Linked DNA regions of Homo sapiens: region 1 is linked to region 2. Evidence: read pairs that join two places in POLR2A ChIA-PET (ENCODE). Cell type or tissue: B cell. All regions are shown on one strand. Region 1 overlaps SH3KBP1 (SH3 domain containing kinase binding protein 1). Region 2 overlaps SH3KBP1 (SH3 domain containing kinase binding protein 1).

What was found. ChIA-PET counts read pairs that join two places held together with the same protein. Peaks named below come from ENCODE experiments on the same cell type or tissue, not always from the same donor. Only the 100,000 strongest peaks of a DNase experiment are listed, where the experiment ranks them.
Region 1: POLR2A ChIA-PET joins it to region 2 with 11 read pairs; 2 of 35 experiments call an interaction of 5 or more read pairs at or near these places.

Annotation. Positions count from the first base shown.
Region 1 is chrX:19,767,902-19,775,901 of GRCh38, forward strand. The region is part of intron 2 of SH3KBP1 (SH3 domain containing kinase binding protein 1); the gene reads right to left. Among named protein-coding and RNA genes, the nearest start is that of SH3KBP1, 120 kb to the right of the region's middle. RefSeq lists a silencer at 5,941-5,990. In B cell, no CTCF peak of the experiment used is centred here; DNase peaks (open chromatin) are centred at 5,580 and 6,110; H3K27ac peaks cover 3,971 bases.
Region 2 is chrX:19,562,304-19,570,303 of GRCh38, forward strand. SH3KBP1 (SH3 domain containing kinase binding protein 1) reads right to left here. Exons shown (of 18, transcript NM_031892.3): 13 at 6,800-6,885. Among named protein-coding and RNA genes, the nearest start is that of MAP3K15, 51 kb to the left of the region's middle. In B cell, no CTCF peak of the experiment used is centred here; a DNase peak (open chromatin) is centred at 4,348; H3K4me3 peaks cover 314 bases; H3K27ac peaks cover 1,278 bases.

The DNA.
Region 1 (8,000 bases), 210 kb after region 2:
TTTAGTTCAAGCAGAACTTCGGTGGTTCTGTTGACTTGGAAGTTAATTTGCTCTGAACCCAGAGCACACGGGAAAACCTGACAAATGAAAATGCAGAATGGTTTTAGGTCACACACAGGAAACCTGTCAATACCAAGGCACCACATGGGTATCAGTTTTCTAATGGACTGCAAACACAATGCACAGACACACAAAATACACACACTGGCTGCAACTTAATGAGAATTTTACCCAGACACAAACGCAGATGAACAGAATGGCAGGATCTATTACCCTCCTCAGCTATCTTGTTGCTGTCTGTCCATTTAAGCCAGTCAGCTATTACCACCCTGGCTCAGCAATAAGACAGCACCTCCAAAAGGTTAAATATGGAAAGGGCGTGTGGGTGACTGTTTTAAGCCTCCATGACATGTTGAAGGGGGAAAAAAAGCACACAGCAATATCTGGGGTTCAGCCCAAGTTAATCGGATCATTCTACAATTCACACCTCGCCTTATAAATGAGAGATTTGAATTCAATACATTCCATCCACAACCCTAATAACCACTCAGGGGGAGGCTAAACTCCACCTAACGCCACTGACTCAGCCACACAACCAAATGGCACATACCATGGGCATCCTAGATACACCAAACAATTTCAGCTGGCATTTAATTTATCTTGGAGCTAGATAATACAGGCAAAGAACTGTGATCTTTTTGAAGGAAAAGAAATAGATACAAACTATTTATTGTGGTGTCTATGTTTAGGAGAAACAGGAAATGCTGAGTTTTCAACATGAAATAGATGTTCACAATAGGAAGATTAAAATTCAGTCAAAATTTTCCAAGACTGACCCCCAAGTTTGCATCCTTTCATCAGTAATCCCATGGTCTGATTTATGGGTGAACATATGAGTACACATTAATTATTTCAGAAATTTCTAAAATGTAGCTGTTGGAGGCATTCAGGTTGAAAAGACAGAACTGACATTTTAATCTTGTTTTCCTGTCTGGCCAAATTCAGTGTACACACACACACACATTTGGGTTTTTTTTTTTAAATTAGTAAGATCTTTGTTCTTATTCCATGTAAAGTGTCCTGTCCTGAAATAGAGACACCTCCTGTTAAGCAGAAGGAGGTTTTCACTTTATAATAGCATATTGAGCAATATTATTATACAGCTGCGTTATAATTTTTTTTTTTTTTTTTTTTTTGAGACAGGGTCTAGCTCTGTCACTCAGGCTAGAGTACAGAGCAGTGGCTCGATCTCAGCTCACTGCAACCTCCACCTCCCAGGCTCAAGCAGTCCTCCCATCTCAGCCTTCTGAGTAGCTGGGACTACAGGCATGCACCACCATGCCCGGCTAATTTTTGTCTTTTTCTTCTTTTTCTTTTTTTTTCGTAGAGACAGGGTCTCGCCAAGTTGCCCAGGCTGGTCTTGAACTCCTGGACTCAAGCAATCCACCCAGTTTGGCCTCCCAAAGTGCTGGGATTACAGGTGTGAGCCACCACACCAGGCCTTATAATTTATTTTCATTGCAAATAGTCATGGCATAATTTTGCTCCTTTTCAAAGCAATATTATTGTTGATTTAGCATCACTTGCCAAACAAACAAAAAGAAATTCTGTCTTAACTACCTTCCAGCCATGACTTTACTCATGATATAACATACTCAAAATGCACATGGGGCACTTCATGTTTTTCTCAAGTAGAAGATGTTTAATACAATGTGTGGTTGTAATAAGCCACAAGATTGAACTCTCACGTTGCAGTTTGAGTACTGGAGCAGTAAAGATTAATCAGACTGCTAAAAAAAATCTAACTTAATGCAGCCATTGGTTTTAACTCCGGATTTTCTCTCTAGTCAATATGACAGAACCTTCCTAAATGGCAGATAAGTCATCTAGTATCACAGAATCATAAAATCAGAGATCAAAGTCCAGAAGTTTATTCTTTCCAAGTTCTCATGCTAAACTCTGACTGTAAGACTTTTGGCCCACAATCCCCCACTCCTTTTGTGTCACAGCTGATTCTTGAAAATATCGCTTAAAATGTCTACACACAGTATAACCAAGGGTTCTCACTCTCGGATTCATGGACAAACATCTGAATCTAAAAATGGGCAAAGGTTATGAATAAATAGTTCAAAGAAGAACCATATATGGCCAACAGACATACGAAAATAATGTCACTAAGTGCAGGTTTGTTATATAGGTAAACTAGTGTCATGAGGGTTTGTTGTACAGATTATTTCGTCATCCAGGTACCAAGCCTAGTACTCAATAGTTATTTTTTCTGCTCTTCTCCCTCCTTCCACCCTCTACCCTTAAGTAGGCCCCCATGTCTGTTCCCTTGTGTCCATGTGTTCTCATCCTTTAGCTCCCACTTATAAGTGAGAACATGCGGTATTTGGTTTTCTGTTCCTGTGTTAGTCTGCTAAGGATAATGGCCTCCAGCTCCATCCGTGTTCCCACAAAAGACATGATCTCATTCTTTTTTATGGCTGCATAGTATTCCATGGTGTATATATACCATATTTTCTTTATCCAATCTATCACTAATGGGCATTTAGGCTGATTTCATGTTTTTGCTATTGTGAAGAGTGTGGCAATGAACATACTTGTGCGTGTGTCTTTATGGTAGAATGACTTATATTCCTTCGGGTATATACCCAGTAATGGGACTGCTGGGTCGAATGGTAGTTCTGTTTTTAGCTCTTTGAGGAATTGCCACACTGCTTTCCACAGTGGTTGAACTAATTTACATTCCCACCAAGAGTGTATAAGTGTTCCCTTTTCTCTGTAACCTTACCAGCATGTTATTTTTTTTTTTTTTACTTTTTAATAATAGCCATTCTGACTGGTGTGAGATGGTACCTCACTGTGGTTTTGATATGCATTTCCCTAATGATCAACGATATTGAGCTTTTTTTCATATTCTTGTTGGTCACATGCAGGTCTTCTTTTAAAAAGTGTCTGTTCATGTCCTTTGCCCACTTTTTAATGGCTTTTCTTGTAAATTTAAGTTCCTTACACGTGCTGAATATTAGACCTTTGTCAGGTGAATAGTTTGCAAATATTTTCTCTCATTCTGTAGGTTGTCTGTTTACCCTGTTGATAATTTCTTTTGCTAACATACTGAATTTTTAAGGTTTATTTTACCCAGGGAATGGGGGGTTGAGCCTTCTCCTACATTACTGTGAGAGTCTGATGTGGCACACTTTGGTGAAGACCAGTTGGCAATATGGATTATAGGCCAAAAAGAAAAAAACAACAACACCGCTCATATTCTAAACCCAGTAACTCTACTTATAAGGACTTATCTAGGGAAGTAATCACAGATGTGCTTCAAAGAGGATTTAAAGTATGTCCAAAATTTTTTCTTTATAAGAAAATTAGAGCAATCTAAGCTATTAACAATTGGGGCAGTATAAGGTAGGTCTATGTGCTTTCAAAGTTGGCTACTGAGTGTGACCAGGATCCCTAGGAGGCCTCAAAGCTATGGGGAGGGTAACCGTAAACTGCAACATTGACAAGATATAGCCTGGGCTCCCCACTCCTGCCTCAATGGTGGTGCAGCTCTGCTTGAAGCTCTCTGGTCTTTGAGGAAAGGGTTCTGCAACTTTAAAAAACTTGAAAAACATTACTGATGTTGTAGAAAATTAAGTAACTTAGTATTACACTTAAAAATTGGTTACAGCTGGGCACGGTGGCTCATGCCTGTAATTCCAGCACTTTGGGGGGCCAAAGCGGGCAGATCGCCTGAGGCCAGGAGTTCAAGATCAGCCTGGCCAACATGGTGAAATCCCATCTCTACTAAAACTACAGAAATTAGCCAGGCATGGTGGTGCGCACCAGTAATCCCAGCTACTCAGGAGGCTGAGGCAGGAGAATTGCTTGAACCCAGGAGGCAAAGGTTGCAGTGAGCTGAGATTCTGCCATGGCACTCCTGCCTGGGCGACAAAAGCGAAACTCCGTCTCAAAAAAAAAAAAAAAAAATTGGTTACAATTTTCTGTTGTGTATTTCACCACAATTAAAACAAAAAAAAAAACTTCTTATAAAACACCACCTACCATATGATTCCATTTTTGTAGAAAAATAACAAACACATATCAGGCTTACAACAAACGACTGGCTAGAAAATGAATTATCTTTCTGGTTCCTGCCTGCATTTTACAAATTTTAAGTATACACATTATTTAAGAAAAAAAATACTTGTGTTGGTGGTTTAAAAAAAAGGAAATTCATGACATTTGCTCAAGTGGAAGAGGAAAAAGAGAAAAACAGTTGGGAAAATACCTTAGAAAAGTCATTTAAATTATTGCCAATGATGGTGTCCTCTTTAAAAACTCAGTTATTACCAACAATAAGAGAGTCTGTTCATCTTCTGGGAGCGCTGTTAGGGGAAATCCACTGGTACAGCTGAAGAGTAATCTTTCAGTAAAGGGAGTTAGCACCACCTTTAACAGCTTTGGGAAGCTTTGTGACCTTCAAAGCAGAACCAAAGAGAGAAAGAAATGGAAGGAGGGAGGTCAAATGAAAGCTAGCAATCAGAAAAAAATAAGGCCCAAACAGCCTGGGGCCAGTTTTTGTTTTTTGTTTTTTTTTAGAAGAAAATTCGAGGCCTAATAAGGGCGATTTCCTCAGCTTCCTGAGTCACCACCCATGCTCCCCCCATTTCCTCTCCGTTCCAACATTGAACATGAAAATTAACTGGAGCTGTAAAAATCATTCCCAGGGAGAAGAGTTTCTGCAGTAGAGAAAGTCAAAGGAAGCATTCAGAATTCTAGGAATATCCCATGGAGATGGGCGAGGACAAATGTAATGCAAAGTGAAAAGTGTGTGGGTGGTTTGTCAGGGAAAAGGGTCGGGAGGAGGATGTAAACCACAAATTAAACACGATTCTAAAACTTCCAGCTGGCTCTTCCTCCTCATCTTCCCCCACTCTTGTGACAGGTGTGACAAGATCATGAGAAAACCTGTTCACTGTGTGGGGCTTTGGGGCACACCCATTTTTGCTAAGTGTAACCTTTCTGCAACTTGTAAGAAACCATATGTGGCATTGACCCAGGCCAGTGTGCTCCATCTGGCAAGTGTTTCTGGGGTAGCCCGTTTACAGCGAGTGGGAGAGGCAGACCCATAGACACAGAAAAACAGAACCCCCATACACAGAGACACTGATGCACAAGCATAGAGACTCACATAGAGAATACAGATAGGCACACAGACACAAATAGGAGAGAAACCCATAAGAAGAGATCTCCCAGCCTCCAGGGTGGCCCATGACACAGGTAGCCTTAGTAGCTGTGTTTCATTCCTCCTTCCACCTCTGGCTCTCCGAGCTGTCACTCATCCCAGAGGTTCCTTTGTCCTAGATCACAACTTGCTCTTTGGAATTGTACCTCACTTCAAATTATTCAAATTTAGCACAATGTATATTTGTATTTTCTAAAACCGTAAATCCACAGGTTTGTGTGCATATCTGAGTCATCTGCATTCACTAGTCTCTTACCTACTGCTTTCACAGATGTGGGCTCATACTTCTGAACTCAAATGCAAATTTTCTCAAGCAATTCAGTCTCTGTCTCTCTCTCTCTCTCACACACACAAACACACACACACACACACACACACACACGTGCATGCACACACAGACACACACACACCCCCCTATAAGAATCATCATTTTCAGCCAGGCGCAGCGGCTCACGCCTGTCATCCCAACACTTTGGGAGGCTGAGACAGGCGGATCACAAGGTCAGGAGACTGAGATCATCCTGGCTAACACAGTGAAACCCCATCTCTACTAAAAATACAAAAAATTAGCCAGGCGTGATGGTGGGCGCCTGTAGTCCCAGCTACTTGGGAGGCTGAGGCAGGAGAATGGCGTGAACCCGGGAGGCGGAGCTTGCAGTGAGCCAAGATCTCACCACTGCACCCCAGCCTGGGCGACAGAGCGAGACTCCGGCTCGAAAAAAAAAAAAAAAAAAAAAAAAAAAAAAGAATCATCATTTTTCTGGACTGGTGTCTCCTTCCCAGGTCCTCACTGATGGTGCCACTGTCACTGTGTGAAAGGCATGTGGCTCTGGGGAGAAGAAGCTCATGTCCTGAGAACACCCTGTCACCCTTTCATAGAAAACGGAATTAGCAGCTGTTTGTCAGCATTTGCAAATGTTACATGGCTTGAAAAGGCAGAATTCTGGGAACTCAGTAGCTGCCCTGTCACCAAGGTCAAATGGTCCTCATGGCTCAAAAACTCTCCCAGCCCTCCTATAGGGTCTTTTTTGACTGTCTTTTTTTTAGGGCTTCACCCTGATTTTATCCTTTTCCTCCTATTTCTGGTATGAAATAAAAGTACTTGATTTCCTACTCTGTAATGTGTGCTTTGGTTTTCATCTTACCTTTTATAAACAACTGTTTGAGCAAAATAAAAATACATCTTTGCATAGATCCTTTGGTTAATCTTCAGTGATGCTCACTTGGTTAACTTTTAAGAAACCTAAGCCGCCGGGCGCGGTGGCTCACACCTTTAATCCCAGCACTTTGGGAGGCTGAGGCGGGCGGATCACGAGGTCAGGAGATCGAGACCATCCTGGCTAACACGGTGAAACCCCGTCTCTACTAAAAATACAAAAAATTAGCCAGGCGTGGTGGCAGGCGCCAGGAGTCCCAGCTACTCAGGAGGCTGAGGCAGGAGAATGGCGTGAACCCAGGAGGCGGAGCTTACAGTGAGCCGAGTTCACGCCACTGCACTCCCCTGTCTCAAAAAAAAAGAAAGAAAGAAAGAAAGAAAGAAAGAAAGAAAGAAAGAAAGAAAGAAAGAAAGAAGAAACCTAAGGAAATTCTAGTTTATACTGCCTTCCCCAATAAATATGGGGGGTTTATTAACTTTATTAACACATAGAAAAATGAATCCTCAGCTTTACATTTTAAAAATTATATTCTTTAAATTACAGAGAAATCCAAAAAGGTTTAACTAGACAAAAAAAGTAATCATCAAAGGGGTCTTCCTACTTTACAAAGCTAGACCCCCACACCTGGCCAGACCTTCTATGAGAGCATCAAGGCTTCTGAGGGGAGCGCATTGGTCCCCTCATTCTCCTCCCCCAAGCCCTCTCTGTTTAGTAGTGTCACACAGACTTTTCACAAAGGATTTGTCACCAGTCCACAGATCACAGTCTCTGGAAATTCCACCTGTGGTTTGACATCAGGGGACTTTATCAGACTGGAGGGCAGAAACCATCCAAACTGACTTGAGGCAAAATCTCTCCACAGGTCTTCACGAGTACACAACAAGAATTCTGAAATTGAGGCCCTGTAACATCCACTCTGTTCCATCAGCCTCACTGAGGTAAAGTACCACACCAATGTCAAAAGCTCCAAACACACCAGGAAAGCCGACGACATCACAGAACTAGAGAAATGTTTCTCATCTCAAATGTTCACTTGGTTTCTAAACAAATCTAAATATTGGGTGGGCTTGGTTTGCTTTCAATTAACTGCTCTTATTTAGCCTGTAAGCCTTTTCTGGAAAGTCTTCCCCCACATTTTCAACTATTGATTTAAACATCAAGCCTCGTTCAATGTTTCTCACAAAATATTAGCACTGTATCTTACACTCACGTGCCTGCTTACTCTAACTCACTCATTACCAGGGAAAATTGAGTGCCAACATTAACTCTAAATGGAAGAATTAGTTGTATTAGTCCAGGATTGACTCCAGTCCATTAATAAACCACACAACTAATTAGTCCTTGGTCTATTTGGAGTACGCAGGCCCTGGACACCATCATCCTGCATCATGGACACCACCGCTCCTCTGCTCTGTGTCTAATTCATCTTTTTCAGAGACTTACCCCTATTCATGCTTCTTAATGAGCCAAAGGCACTAAAGATCTGCTTTAAATGGCCTTTCAGGAAAATTACCTTCTCGATTACAGCTAGGAAAGTATCTTAGCAGCTGTGTTTTCACTGAAACAGCCATAATATCAGAAGATTTGCAAGCTACTTCACATTT
Region 2 (8,000 bases):
GGGCTCTGCCAATCCATGAGCCCACAGCCAGGGGACAGGGGGAGGGGGGCACCTCAAGCCAAATAAATGCCATGTGAGATCTGAGAGCTGAACATCACCTGTTCCCTTGCTTCCACATTCATTTTCAGTTCAGAGACCTCTGTGGTGTATACTGTGGATGCAGCAAAGGTCACTATATAAGTCTCTTTGTTCTATGAGACTACTTTGAATCCACTGGGTGTACCTCCAGATTTGCATTCTTAAATCTGTAGGTACACCCAGTACCTCCAGAATACGGCACTAGAATACGGTCTCAGCATGTAGCAAACATAGAGGCACTCAAGCCATCAGACTGAATGATGAACGAGAGCGCTGGCCACAGAGATGCAGGCGACCACATTACCAGGGGAGGCAGGACATGCTGACTCTGCACATAGGTGAGCATTTGGGGCTGCCTGCAAGTCCACACAGCTACTAGCCTCTGTGACCCTCTCCAAGCCAACAGCCATCTGAATTGATGCTCCCTAAATGTCCCTCCACCTCTCTCAGGTCAGCTATTTTGCAGGCTGGTGGGTATAGAGCACTTGGGTAGGACAGTACTAATTTGCTCTCTGTATATTGGAATAATTCATACCACCAAATGCACTGCTGCAGTGAGGTTCTGCAACATTTGCCATCATGTCCCCACTTTGACGTAATCTCCCCCTGTTTCTATAGCATTTGTGAGGCTTTTCCTACAGGCACTTTCAATGTTTACTGAGTTTGCGCTTATGGGATGTTATGGGGTAAAAGATGTTCGTGAAGACCCTCATAACTAAGCACAAACCCAGCCACCGTGATGGACCACCAAAGGCCAGCAGGACCGCCCTGTGCAAGGTGCACAGGCAGAGGTGAGCACCTCGGTTCTGGTGAGGATCAACATCTTTGACTGAGAAAGTCTAAGTGGAGATGCTCATTTTACACCCAAGATCAGGCCCTTCAAAGGGCCCTGAAGGACCATCTCCTGTAGGACTGGAGGATGCCTTTCGAAATGAGTGCTGGTTGCCAACTTGACCTTGTTTCCTCAGCAGCACACCTCCACTGTGAGCCTGAGAGGCTGGGAACCAGGGGAGGGCTCAAGGGCGATGCAGGGAGAAGGCCATCCACAGAAGCTGTTCTGAATTAGCTACGCCTCTGTAAGTTCGAGGAAGGAACCCAAAATGCTCAGAGGATTGCCTGGGTTAAAAACCCATCAATCAGAAGCGCAACCTGTTTCACTTCCTTTGTATAAAGCGTTTGACCCTCAGCACAATCTCTTTTGCTTTCTGTCATCACACTTGAGAAATGTATAGTGCTTTTCAGCTACTCCTGACAAAAATTTAAGTTTGATCACGATTTGTGTCCCTAGATAGGGACCGGAGCTGCACACGTCCACACATGGGCACCGCAGCCCGTCATATGCAGACTTGACTGTAGACCAGTAGCAACCGTATCTCCTGTTCTTCAGCACAGGTAACATCAACCATGTCCTTGGTCCCAAAGGCTGTGTCTGAAGGTTGCCAGTAAGGAGACAGTGTCTGTAGGAGCCAGCCGTGGCTCTTCAGTGAAAGTTCTCATGTCTGAGCAACTAATCCCGAGAGAGCTGGAAGGCGCGGCTGTTGTTCACACACACGCTCAGCCAGTAGTCAATCTGGAACACTCCAAGTGTCATTCATGGGTTTTTGTTTTTTTTTAATGGCAGGCAGGACACAGTATATCTTGTTTTATTGAACCTGAGCAATTGCTCAATGATCTGACATGCTGCAAGGACCAATAACTGGCTCTCTGGCTCCAAAAGGGGAAGTTTAAAATATGTATTTTAAAAACAGGACAGAAAAACCAATAGCCCCAAGTCAGGAGATCTGAATTTTTCCTCAAAATTTGTATGAGAAACCCTTAGAAGTGATTTATTATCATGAAAGGTAGAAATTGCAAAATAAGGTAAGAATGTAATCACTTGTTTGTAGACATTTGGTGTCACATTCACAAAAATGTTGTGTTAATGGTCGCTATTACAATTGCTCTCTCTTGCTCTCCTGTATAACTTTACCATACAGAGTACAGATTTAGAACTTAGTATTGATCAAATTTGTTATTGTCCTTTTATGTAATACCCGTTTAAACACTGGGTAGTTGATCTTTGGCAAATATCTAATCACAAATCCAATACTCTTTCTATTTGAAATCAGACTCAAATGGTATCATTTCACTTGCTGCAAGCCTTAAGATGGCCCCTCTCCCCTCTCTTCTCTCGCCTCTCTCTCTCTCTCCCCCCCCTTCCTCTTTCTCTCTCACAAAGGTCACAGTCATGTCCTTGGTTGATGTTTAATTACTTCAAATATAATTACTTTTTTGTATATGAAATATTTTCAAACTAGGTTTTATAGAGATTCTCAGGAAATGAGACAGGCCACTCCAGGGAACACAAGTTGCACTTGCAGGGGAAGCCTGTCCTCTTCCTGTTCCTAACACAGACTGGGCTCTCTGGGCCTCGGTGCTATTGACATTTGGGGCTGGGTCATTCTTTGTTGTCTGTGGGGGCTATCCTACACACTGGTGGATGGTTAGCAGCATCCTTGGCCTCTATCCACTAGATGCCAGTAGCATCTCCACCCCCACCCCTATGATGTGACAGTCAAAAATGTCTCCAGACATTGCCAAATGTCCCCTTGGGGAGAGCAGTTGAGAAATGCTGATGTGGACCTAGAAGGTTTGGGCTCATGGGTCAGAGAGACCTGGCTTCAACTCCAATTTTTTTTTTTTTTTTTTTTTTTTTTTGAGGCGAAGTCTCGCTCTTGTCCCCCAGGCTGGAGTGCAGTGGTGCAATCTTGGCTCACTGCAACCTCCGCCTCCCGGGTTCAAGCGATTCTCCTGCCTCAGCCTCCCAAGTAGCTGGGATTACAGGCGCCTACCACCACACCCAGCTAATTTCTGTATTTTTAGTAGAGACAGGGTTTCACCATGTTGGCCAGGCTGGTCTCGAACTCCTGACCTCAGGTGATCTGCCCGCCTTGGCCTCCCAAAGCGCTGGGATTACAGGTGTAAGCCACCGCGCCTGGCCTTCAACTCCAATTTCTTACTAGCCAGATAATCTTGCTCAGTTTCCCCAGCTTGCTTTCTTCCCTGTTCCTTCACTGTAAAAACATGAGTCATTACACATCCTTCATAGGGCTATGGACGGTGAGAAAAAAATAGACAAAACATTTAGTGGGCACCCAGTGAATATTAGTTCTTTCTTTCCTTACTCTTGCTTGCTCTCACTGCTCTTATTTCAACACTAGAACCTCAGGACGATGGAAGAGGGGAGATGAAGGGGGAGGGTTTGTTCTCCACTATATTAGCAGAATGATTCTAACACAAGGATATTCCACACACAGCTCCTGTACTCACACTGTACCTCAACGAGGATTAAAAGTTATAAAGGCATGTTCTACCCCAAACATGCTTACAAAACACTCTTAATCCTTTCTAACGCTTTGGGATTATTGTTTCACCAGGGTTGTAATCAGCTACAGATCAAAGTCCAGGTGGACCTTGATTTTTTAAAATGGTGTACAACAATACACACATTTAACACCCTAAGGGGACGTTTTACATTACAAAATGATTACTAGGTTTTGGAGACCTTTTTTTTTTTTTTTAAGATGGAGTTTTGCTCTTGTTCCCCAGGCTGGAGTACAGTGGTGTGATCTCGGCTCACTGCAACCTTTGTCTCCCGGGTTCAAGCGATTCTCCTGGGCTGAGGTGGGAGGATTGCATGAGCCCAGGAGTTAGAGGCTGCAGTGAGCAATGATTGCACTGTTGCACTCCAGCCTGGGTGACAGAGCAAGACTATCTCAAAACAAAAATACCATTAACTTGAGAAGATATAGCCTTCTAGGATTAATGTCTCTGTGGCAAAGAGAGAGAGAAAACCAAACCTCAGTACTCTATTTCTGGGCTCCCAAATATATGCAACTGTGCTTAGTTTCCACAGCATGAAAAGCTTCTATAGGTGAACCCGCCCCCCCATCAATACCCCCAATATTTCCACACTAGCTCATCAGACTGAAAAACATGTGATTCATATTTTCATGATAGCGATCATAGACATCTCCAGACCCAAAGAATGCAAAGGTCAAAGGTGAATGCTCTTAGCAAGCAAGACAGATTATCCTGTATATTCTGGAGGAGGGAGAATACCTCCCTTCCTATTGACATGAGGGAGGTGACAAGACAGCCTCCTGAGGTCGCACATGACCTTCACCAACCAGCCACCCTGGCTTAAAACAGGGCCCAAATACGAAACTGCGGTGGTAGAACCGGAACTTAGGCTCATTCTGACAATCCCCTTTCATTCACAGCCAATTACTGCTCTGCTCTGCTCTGCCTGCACTTTAAGCAGAACAAAAGCTACAGCAGGCCAGAGTTTCTGTTATTGCATCAGCCCAAGCTATCAGGTTATGCTTCCTGACTGGGCTTCTCAAGGGCTGAGGATGTAAACGAGCTTGTGGAAACAGGGGAAGTACTTTTGGCATTAACAGTCACAGTCACACATCCTAGCCCCAAGCCTGCATGAGATCAGACCAGAGACTGCAGGTCAGCAGTTGCAAAGATGCAACTCTATCAGCAGATTCAGAGGAAAACAGCACCCAAACAGAGGGACAGCAGCAGGAGAGCAGAATGCTCATGTTGAGAGCTCTAGTGCTCTTACAAGGCCTGCCAACCATCGCACATCTGTTTCTAAAGTGAGTGGCCCAAGCAGATGATGCTGGAAAGCTATCTTCCATGTCAAATCAATCCCTGATAGTGCTTGCCAGAGGTTAGGGAAGGGGGTGGGCTGGAGAAAGGTGGGTGTGGCTTAACAAGAGTAACACAAGGGATCTAGTGGTGATGGAAATGTTCTATGTCTTGACTGGTGGTAGATACACAAACCTACATGTATGATAAAATTGCAGGCTGGGTGCGGTAGCTCACAGCTGTAATCCCGGAACTTTGGGAGGCTAAGGTGGGAGGATCGCTTGAGCCTAGGAGTTCGAGACTAGCCTGGGCAACATAGTGCAACCCCACCTTTACAAAAAATACAAAAATTAGTCAGGCATGGTGGCATGTACCTGTGGTCCCAGCTACTCAGGACGCTGGGGTGGGAGGATCGCTTGAACCTGGGAGGCAGAGGTTGCAGTGAGCCGAGATCGTACCACTGCACTCCAGCCTGGGTGACAGAGCAAGACTCCATCTCAAAAAAAAAAAAAAAAAAAAAAAAAAAAAAAAAAAAAAAATATATATATATATATTGCATAGAGCGAAATACACACAGAAGTACTAGTAAAACTGTGAAAATCTGAGTAAGATTGGTGGATCATATCAATGTCAATATCTTAGTCATGACAGTGTACTATAGTTCTGTAAGATGTTACTATTGGGGAGAAACTGAGTAAAGGGTACACAGATTTCTATTACTTCTTACGACTGCATGTGAATCTACAATGACTTCAAAATAAAAAGTTCAATTAAAACAAAGTAAATTTTAAAATTCAGCCTTCTATATTATGTAGAATACGAGAGAATGCTAACTTATGACCTTGATAGGTACAAACAGAAGATGTAAAGCTAAAAAAAATTTATACTATTTGGCCATAAAAACGAGATCCTATCATTTGCAACAACATGGATGGAACTGAAGATCATTATGTTAAGTGAAATAAACCAGGTGCAGAAAGAGAAACATTGCATGTTCTCACTTATTTGTGGGATCTAAAAATCAAAGCAATTGAACTCATGGCGGTAGAGAGCAGAAGGATGATTACCAGAGGCTGGGAAGGGTAGTACAGGGCTGGGGTGGGGAGGCGGTGGGGATGGTTAATAGGTACAAAAAATATAGTTAGAAAGAATGAATAAGACCTACTATTTGATAGCACAATAGCATCTCTATAGTCAATAATAATTTAATTGTATATTTTAAAATAGTGTAATTGGACTGTTTATAACTCAAAGGATAAATGCTTAAGTGGATGGGGAAAAATATGTTGAAATGAAGACTTGCACATGGTTGCAAGTTTTTCTTAAAGCAGGTCATTTTCCTCTTCCCAAGAAATGTGATAGCCTGTTGCTAAACAATATGATTATTTTTATATATTTCTATCATTAAATGGCCTTTATGTCAAAAAATAAAATAAAATAATAAGAAAAAATTAGTCCCTGAATCTGGACTTCTTAAAAGGGTTGTCACCCAGGTCAGACCACTAGTGGCCTTAACAGCACACCGGTGGCCTCACACCCACTCACGTACACCTCCAAAAGGACCTCTGACTTTTATTTACCCAGAGAGACTGTAGCTCCCTCCCATTTATCACATGGTGGTATCCTGACCTTGGGAAAACTCACTCATGTTCTGAACTAAGTGGCAATTACCATACCAAAGCTCATTTGAAACTCAGTCAAAAGTGCTGTATCAACAATGAACCCTGCCATCTCACATTTGCATCCATCCACCTTTTTACACAAAATACACAAATCACTGGAAACTGTGAACATAAGGGCTAATGCCCACTTTTTACAAAAAGGCTTATTCATCATTTCTTTTCATTAGATCTTGTAAGGAATTTCTCCTAGGGAGGGGAAAGGTCCCAGGCATTGTGTTTTAATGTGGAAAGCACCATCATTTCCCTTCTTTACAAAACTGTAACACCTAAAGCCAAGCAAGGGTGCCAGCCTGGCATTTCAATGGCTTTATTACTTCTCATCATGCTGGTTGAAGGCAAGCCAGGCTCTGAGGTTCTTTACTAACTCTGCAAAGAGAAGCGAGAACACTGTCCTTACTCACCAATGTCATTGCTGCGGTCCGAGAGATCTTTGTCCAGGATGCCAGATAGCGAACTGCCGGCCAAGTCAATCTTTGGACTGTCACCCCTACATTAAAAACACAAGCCCAGACATTTAATAATTGGTGTGTGTCCTTGTCATTCTGTCAGTTTTCTTGCTGCACACGTTAAGGAGTGTGCTGGTGTGGAGTGGATGGCACTGTTGCCTGTGAGGGAGCCAGAGAACCAACGAGCTGTCTAGCCACATGAGATGGGGTGCAGACCAGCTGACAGGCTGGATGCGTCCCTCTCCAGCACACGTTTTCAAAAATGGCTATTTTAATAATGACTGTTCGCCCATGTACTTCCAGCCACAAACCCTCCTGCTGGGTACACAGGGTGCAGTATAGGGCCTGCTCCTGCCCTGCGGCCAAATAAACACTGGCTAATGATAACTGGGAGCTTTCCTTTTAAGGAACAAGGAATTTAGCCAATGCTGCTTGTCAAAGGTCAGCTACTTTCAACCTTGAGAAAAAGGTTTTCTGGCCTGGGGTTGTGGCATCAGCCAGGCTGTTGAAAGGCACAAGGTGTCGAGTTGAGATCTGGCGGCCTGAATGCTGGTGCTGGGGCTCAGGCCTGTAACATTAGACGGCTCCTGGATGGGTGCCCCATGCTCATCAGGACACGAATGACTTCCCTCTGTATCTGGGCTAGGAGCAGCTCTATGGGATGGGAACAGGCCTCCAAGATGACGAGAGAAACCTAGCCTTCTCATGCACAAACAGAAGGTTCCTCCAAATTACTCCACAAGACAGCTCTTTGCACCCTTTTGGGGGGATGAGTCACAAACGAGTTTATCCAAGGGCTATGAGAGCGGTGAAATAGGAAAAGATCCTTGCCCATAAAATGAGAGAGAGAAGCTGAGCAGTTGTTCCCAGCAAAGTAACAGAAATAGTCCATCTCACCGCCCCGAAGGCCACCATGGCCTGAAGTTACACCTCACAATGAGTAGTACCAGATTTAGTCAACAAGCACTTGTCATGTGCCACTTGTGCTGTGGGTATTCAGAGGTGTGCCTACTCTGGAATGGCTTGTGGTCTAAATGGGAGAGACAGCCAGCCAGCCACAGGTACACATGGCCTAGGCTATAAGACGCAGGTGTCACAGTCCTATTAGAAGAAAGGAGTGGGTCAGTGCAGGAGATCTGTGAGGCAGAGGGTAGTG